Linked DNA regions of Homo sapiens: region 2 is linked to region 1. Evidence: chromatin contacts called from ENCODE Hi-C or POLR2A ChIA-PET data. All regions are on one chromosome and are shown on one strand. Each heading gives the region's core, a stretch centred on a gene start or an enhancer-like site at or near the end of the contact. The rest is flanking DNA. Distances are from core to core; before and after follow the strand shown.

Evidence for each region. A loop is a pair of places that touch in the nucleus more often than their neighbours do. ChIA-PET counts read pairs that join two places held with the same protein, here RNA polymerase II (POLR2A). Pooled maps may share reads with other maps.
Region 2: a map of GM12878 shows a loop between it and region 1 (4-fold over the local background). The contact joins two enhancer-like sites. A Hi-C loop is called at or near these places in 2 of 168 maps with a recorded cell type or tissue (GM12878 and ovary) and 1 of 50 pooled maps. POLR2A ChIA-PET finds 5 or more read pairs at or near these places in 1 of 52 experiments (T-cell).

Annotation. Positions count from the first base shown.
Region 1 is chr9:70,227,382-70,230,984 of GRCh38, reverse strand. It overlaps SMC5-DT (SMC5 divergent transcript), which reads left to right. Exons shown (of 4, transcript NR_039990.1): 3 at 1,596-1,771. Among named protein-coding and RNA genes, the nearest start is that of SMC5-DT, 30 kb to the left of the region's middle. Within about 2 kb of position 1,757, at least 6 of the 41 ENCODE cell types and tissues checked have a DNase peak (open chromatin) inside an H3K27ac peak, as active enhancers do; they include ovary, where a contact is called at or near this core.
Region 2 is chr9:70,283,179-70,287,234 of GRCh38, reverse strand. SMC5 (structural maintenance of chromosomes 5) reads right to left here. Exons shown (of 25, transcript NM_015110.4): 8 at 964-1,035. Among named protein-coding and RNA genes, the nearest start is that of SMC5, 26 kb to the right of the region's middle. Within about 2 kb of position 1,808, at least 3 of the 41 ENCODE cell types and tissues checked have a DNase peak (open chromatin) inside an H3K27ac peak, as active enhancers do; they include ovary, where a contact is called at or near this core.

The sequences.
Region 1 (3,603 bases), core at 508-3,007:
ATGGAGAAGAGTTGGCATCCTACCAATCTCCCTGTGCTGAAGGAAGATTTCTATTTTTATTTTATTGTCTGGATTTACCCTTTTAGTAAAAATGTAGCTCTTCAAGAGTCTTGGGCTTATTTGTGAAGTCTCTGTTCTATCCTCCCCACCCTTGGCAGGCTCTTTTCTGATCCCTTTATGGCTTAAGAGCCTAAGCCCCCAGGTTACCAAGACTGACAACCTCCCTCCAGGTAGCTATAGCGTCAGCTTATGTACTTATATCTCTGCTTTTCAGTTCTCTTTTTCAAAGCAGAGGAGGGGTTGCAGAGGGTGTCTGGACATTTCCCTTACTTTCCTACCAGCTTAGGTATTCATTTACAATAAAGGTCGTCAAATTTCACCAAGAATTTTTAAATGTTTTGTCTTGTGTGTGTATGTGTACACATGTATATAGGGGAATGGGGCAGCGTTTAGATAATTTATTTTGCCACATAGAATACCTTCATGTTCTTAAGCATATAAATCTTGCCATGTTTGTTAATTTTTTGAATAAGCAATATGTTTATATGATATCAATAGGTATACATTGTGATGTTTCACTCACCTGCCTTTATGTATCTGTTTTCCATTTCCCCCCACCCTTTCTTGCCATATTTTTTTAATAGTCAGTGGGGTTTTTGATTTGGGTTCGAATTCACCGTGTATTTTTAAATATACAAGTATTCACGGTGCAGCCTGGTTCGTTTATGAAATGTTAGAGGCTGGGATTATCTGGGGAGAGTAATGTCCAGACAAATATATTAAAATGACCAGTGAAATTGTGATGGATCAAAGAGCACCATTATATTCCTTGTGATTTTTGAAACCTACATGCATGTTTGTACTAAACGAAATGCTTTTACTAAGCATTTGTTTATTTAATCCAGAAATCTTTGTTGAGTATGCTAGGCAGTGGGGGTACAAAACTGAGTAAGTGAGCATTCTTGAGGAGATAAACAAGAAGTTAGCTTTAGCAATGGTACATTTTGCTAGGGGCAAGTGGGATTTTGCTAGGGGCAAGTGGGATTTTGCTAGGGGCAAGTGGAGTGGGAAGAACACAGGGGAAAGCATTACCCAGCTACTAGTCAAAATGAGTTGTACTGTGAGTAATAAAGAAAAAGATGATAAAATGACAAGATTATATGTTTGCTTTATCCTTAAGATGGCGCTGTAAACTCACAATTCCTTCGTAGAAAAAGAATACATAAAAATCACCATATTTATCTGAAATTTCACTGAAACCTTATAAACTGGAATGGCTTCTGTGTGTCTGAGACTGTTGTAGGTGCTCATATTATTCTCGTTTAATCTTTGCAGCAACCTAAGAAGCAGGAATAAGTCTTTGCCCCATTTTGCAGACTAAGAAAAGGAGTCAGAGAGGGTGTAAATGACTTGCCTTCAGTCACGTAGCTTGTAAGTGGCAGACCCGAGATTTAAACAGACAGCATAAATCCAGAAACAGGGTCCTTAATCACTGTGCCATATTACCTCTTTATAGTAATCCATATGTTGAAAATGCAGTGTCATTAGAATTATTAGTTACAAAAACTCAGGGTTTTTTTTTTTTTTTTTTCCAGTTCTGGTTAAATCACACAAGTCCCTGGCATGAGACCAAGAAGTCACAGAGCCCAGGTCTTAGCCCTCAGAGTGTGAGAGAAGACATGAAGGCATCAGGGACACTGTGCGAGTGGGCACTGCTGCTTTCCACTGCTCTCCCTAGACTGCAGCCAGGAGGCTGCCTCTGCCCTGCCAGGTCAGATTCCCCCAAGAGGCCCTCCCATAGCACCCTGGGCATATGGCCGTTTTGTACTTAGCACTCCGAACTGTGTTGACTGGTTTCTCTCTCTCTCCCTCACTAATCTGTGAGCATTTTTGTAACCTCCATGCTCCGTACAATGCCTGGAGCATAGATTTCTCAAGAAATCTTTGTTGAACCTTTTCTTCCTCCATATTAAACCAGACCTTGCATCACAGGCACTATTTTCTCAGTATTCAGTCCTTCACTCCCTTCTATACACAAATAATCTCCATCCTAGACAGGAAATTATAGGAGAGAAGGCAATCTGTGTGAGAAAGCAATTTCTATTTGAAGCACTTGTGTGTTTAGGTGCTGCTGAGAATTGCAATAAAAGCCAACACTGGGCTTAAATTGTTAAGCAGTATCTGTTAGCTAGCATTTCTTCTCCCTGGGCATTTCTAAACCTGAGAAACCTATAATGTGCTTACTGTCCTTCCATGTATTCATCCATGTGAAATATAGTTAAAATGAAGGTGAAATATAGTTGAAATGAATGCCAAAGGCAACTTGGAAAGGGAAAAGAAGCATCAAACAATCGAATTTTGTCGAAGAAGCATAAATGAGGGAAGGGGAGTTAAGCAGCTCACTTTCCACCTCCTTTTTTTCTCTTAGATTAACTTCAGGTTGTTTCTTAGCAACAACTGGTAAGAATTACCTCCTTTTCTGCTCTAAGCCAATATCCAGTACCCCAACCCCCACCCTCTTTTCCCCCAATTTCCAAAGTTGGCATCCCTAGTAGGATTCCCAGTTTAGCAACCTTAGAGGCAATTTTGGTAGCCAATAAATCCTGTTGAAAGAGGGAAACTTGGAATCTTTGCCTAGAGTGTAAATTGACATTGAGGATGGAGCTGGTAGGAGAGCTGGCACGTTCAGGAGGTGACCTTGTAAGGATAAAAACACAGCTGTGTCAGCGAAACAGACTCTTTGAACAATGTCTGAAAATAGTATTCAACAAATGTTAGCTGTGATTATTACTATGGATTTATGTTACCAGCAAGGAGGCTGGTGAATGACTTTATTCACTCACCACATATTATAACCCCCTTACTAGGTACCAGATACTGTGTTGAGTCCTGAATATGCAATCTTCACTCCTTAATTCAGCAAATACAGTAATTCAGCAAATAACAGTATTTTTATTATAGAAAAATATTTAATTTGTATTCTTGTAGTTTGAGACAGTATCGCAAAGTCCGTTTTCAGTCAAGCTTATATGATTGGGAAAAAATATTACCTCCACAGGGTCCTGCCTGAAATTTAACATCATCAATGGCAATATCACTTCTTATTGATAGCTCTGGACAGGAATAATGCTTTGGAGGAATTATGATGCCTAGCCTAGTACGCAGCTGAATAGGTCAACATCTTGAAATCTTCCTTCCCCAATGTTTCAGCTCTGTTTAGGGATTTCCTCCACTATAGGCAGTTAATCATAAATAGAAAGAATTTCATTTGCAAAATTTTGTTTTATTATAAAATTTTATTTTCTCCATAAACTTCAGAATATTTATTTTGTGTAGCTGAGAATTTTTTGTTTTCTTTGCATTCAGAAAGATAATGCTCTTAATAGATTAATTTATGAGTTTGGACACTCTTGAGTGGGAAACCCTCCCAACTTCAAGAAAACAATGGACTTTTGGCTAAAGTAGTAAAGAGGTATGAGCCTTTGAATCAGACCAGACTCTTAAATTCCTCCATTTAACAGATACAAAATCTTGAGTAATTTCTTCACTCTTTTGAGACTCTGTTTCCTTATCTGTGAAAGAGCTAAAATATTTCCATCTCAC
Region 2 (4,056 bases), core at 559-3,058, 56 kb before region 1:
TTTAAAAACTTTTAATTTATATTCTCAGATTGAGAAGCTGCACATATCAAAAACAGGATACTACAAATTGAAACAAGATTTTTCCTTAGCAATAAATTACCTGCAGTAGGCTAAAGTTTTACAATGTAAGTGTCTTCATTTCTAGAAATTGGAGCTATAAACCAAGATTATATCAAAACAGAGTAAAACTCAACAATAAAAATATAATAAAAAGTTCCAGTCAGGGGCAGTGGCTCATGCCTGCAATCCCAGCACTTTGGGAAGCCAAGGCAGGTGGATAGCTTGAGCTCAGGCGTTCGAGGCCAACCTGGGCATCACGGCAAAAACCCATCTCTACAAAAATTCAAAAAAGTACCTGGGTGTGGTCGCATGCACCTGTGGTCCCAGCTACTCAGGAGGCTGAGGTGGGAGGATTATTTGAGCCTGAGAGGCGGAGGCTGCAGTGAGCCAAGATCACACCACTGTACTCCAACCTGGGTAACAGAGACCCTGTCTCAAAAAAAAAAAAAAAAAAAAAGACGAAAAGTTCCATAGTTTAAGTATACTTTGTCTCATTAATTTCAATCATGCATAAAGGTACATACGCATTTTCTACATAAGCGTCATCACTGATTTTTCAAAATAAAAGGTCTATTTCTGTGTTTTAAACAACAACAGAATAAATCCCTTAGACCTTAGTTTTTGCTGTTAAGGTAACCAAATCCACCATTATCCTATTAAAAAACTACAGCCACCCAGCTACAAATATCATAAGGCACAGCTGCTAGTAGTTTTGAGAAATTTTCCACAATTGTCCTCTGAGCAACTACTATACTTCCAAATCTTACTTTCCCTCGGATTAAGAAATAGAGAATGCAGAGGATCTTGGCCATTCCCCAACAAGAATCTGTCTCATAATCTGTATTTGAAAACAAAAGTTAGAGCAAACTTTAATGTAATAAAAATTTTAGTATGAAACCTTACATGTTTATCTTTCCTTTCTATAACATCTTGCTTCTGTTTGCATTTTTGAGATGCCTCCTTAATATCTGTTGCCTGTAAAATTAAACCGGGGAGAGGGGGGGACAGCTAGTTAAAAACTCATGCAAGCAAATTATATGGCCCTGCCCATTCAAATATCGAGTTAACCCACAACAATTTACATCAAGCAAAATCCATAATTATCAACAAAATACCAACAGTTATTTGCAAGTCTATAAAAGGTTATTCCTAATGATATTAATAAACAGTTGCAGTAATACGCATGCATGTTTTTTCTCTTTACATTTATCTTCCTGTCTTATTTCATCTGATCCTAAAAACAACCCTACAGGATAATCAGGACAAATATTACTGACTGGTAGGGCTCAAAAGAGGCCAAGTAACCTTTATACATAGCTAAAAAATGGAAACTAATTATAAAAAATCAGGTCTGATTTCAAATGCAGAGTTCTATCATACCAAGTATGCTACCTCCTTGATATTTTTCATTAACACATAAAACACATACATGACATATTATAGACACATATTACACATCATTAACACCTATAATATGTAATTCAAACATAGTAGAAAACAGGGCTATACAGAAAACAACATTATAGACTAAGACTACTATTCTTGGACAGGCTTGTTTGCAAGGTCGGTCCTTGGTTGTTGTCTGGAAATTTGGATTTTGGGAGTGTTTCTACCATTTCCTAACTGATAAGAGTGGCTCACTGTGCGTGTTTGTACAAACAATGTGGCTGATGCAGAACATCTGCTTTCCTTCTTGCATTCTGGAAGTTAACAACATGCTGCTAGAAGGCCTAGTTGCCTAACGCCCATAAAAACCTTGGGTGCTGAGTCTGTAATGCACTTCCCTTGTAGACAGGACTTTTAAAATGTTGTCATAATTTGATGATGGAAGAATTAAGCACATTCTGTGTGATTTCTCTGGGGGAGGACCCTTGGAAGCTTGTGCCTGGTTTCTTCTAGACTTTGTCCTCAGGGCATTTTCCCTTTCCTGACTGTTTTGCATCCTTTTGCTGTAATAAATCTTAGCTGTGAGCCCTCCTAGGAAATCATGTCTCCGGTGGATCTCTGATGCCAAGAGACAATAGTTTCTTCTGATAGAGGAAAATTAATTTTCTGATGCTAGTAACACTGATGTATGTATGCTTAAATCATACATGCTAATCATGTAAGATAAAGATTACTATTATTGTCCTCACCTGACTGAGGAGACTAAAACTCAGAGAGACTAAACGATTTGCTGAAGGTCAGACAGCTGAGTGAGGATTTAAAATACAGGTCTGTGTGTCTCAAAAGCTATGCCCTGTCCATAACACTTCATCACCTGCCTGGAATTAAAAAAAAAAAATTACAAGTATTGGAAAAAGTTTTCTGCTGGAACAGAATGAGCAGGAAGAAGAACAGCATGAATATTAAACAAAATTAACCACTGTGTTCTGTTGCAAGGCTATGGGTGCTAATAACTACTTTTACTATAGACTGACATAAGGTACCACTTCAGAATTATTTCTTTAGGAAAATAATTCTAAAACATCTTAGGCCATGCAGATTTTCACATAAATAAATTAGGCTCATGGATGTTTGACAATGAGCCTAATATAACAATAGCTGGGCTTCTGTTATAAATAGACAAAACAAAGGGTTAAATATGTTTCCTTAATTAAGAGATCTCAAATTTATTATGTACATATTTTCCACTACAAAAGTAGTTTTACAGTAACAGAAAATTCAAGAACCAAAAAAAGCAATTACAAATCCACAACTTAACTATAACCAACCATCATTAACATAACAACGACTGCCAATTATTAGTTTCATATCCTTGAGGAAGTCGTGTTATCACTGGTATTCAGTATCTGTAACAATAAAATGAGGGGGCTTGTCTAGATAATATCTACAATTCCTTTTCCCCGTAACATTTAAAATGACCAATGGCAACGCTTTTTCAGAATCAGATCTAATCAAGTCCTAAAACCTTTATCTGATCTTAGTAACTGTTTAATTTTTTGGACTTGAGTGCAATAATTTTAACTCACTTTAACCTGTATTAGAATTAAGATATAGTGGAGCTTTTCCCACATGATAGTAGCAAAGTCAAAACTGTTGATTCATTTCCTCTGTTACAAAGTTTACTTTATATTCCTAGATATGGCCTTTCTCACTCAGTAGAAATGCTCAACATAGTATCTGGTACAATCTAGCTCAAGAAGTCATTTTTCTGACTTTCAGGTGCCTAAAAAGAGAAAAGTACAATCACATCTAGAAATCGAAGAGCTCCACATAACTTCTTTTTTTACAAACAAAAGATGAAACTTACATTAGTCAAACCTGTATAAATGGCAATCTTAAATTCAGTAACAAAAACCCTGGAGTAGCATATTCACAAGAATAAAACACAATCTTTAAAACCTTTAAAAATAGAGATGATGCCTGTAAAAAAAAATACTGCTAAGTTCATAACACACTATCTCCTAAATGATCTTTCAATAGCAGAAATCATGTTTCATACAATTTTTTCCCAATAGCAGTGCCAGGCTAAGATCCACCCTTTACCATCACTGACACCCATCTTCAAGCACAGTGGCCAACATCAGGGGTATACAGTACACAAAGGTTGTGAATGGTTTTCTGGTTTCATAAAATTACCTATATATAGCATAAATTCCGCTGGTCTAATTACAAATAATTCTACATATTTGAGGCAACTGACAATTTATATCAGAGATTCTTTATTGATTTATTTTTAAATTTTTATTATTATATACATTTTTTGAGATAGGGCCTCGCTCTGTCACCCATGCTGGAGAGCAGTGGCACAATCTCAGCTCACTGCAACCTCTGCCTCGTAGGCGCAAGTGATCCTCCTGCCTCAGCCTCATGAGTAGCAGGGACCTATAGGCACACACCACCATGCCTGGCTAAGTTTTTTGTGTTTTTCATAGAGACAGGGTTTCACCATGTTGGCCAAGCTGGTCTTGAACTCCTGAGCTCAACTGATCCGCCCGCCTCAGCCTCCCAAAGTGCTGGGATTACAGGCATGAGCCACTGTGCCCAGCCATA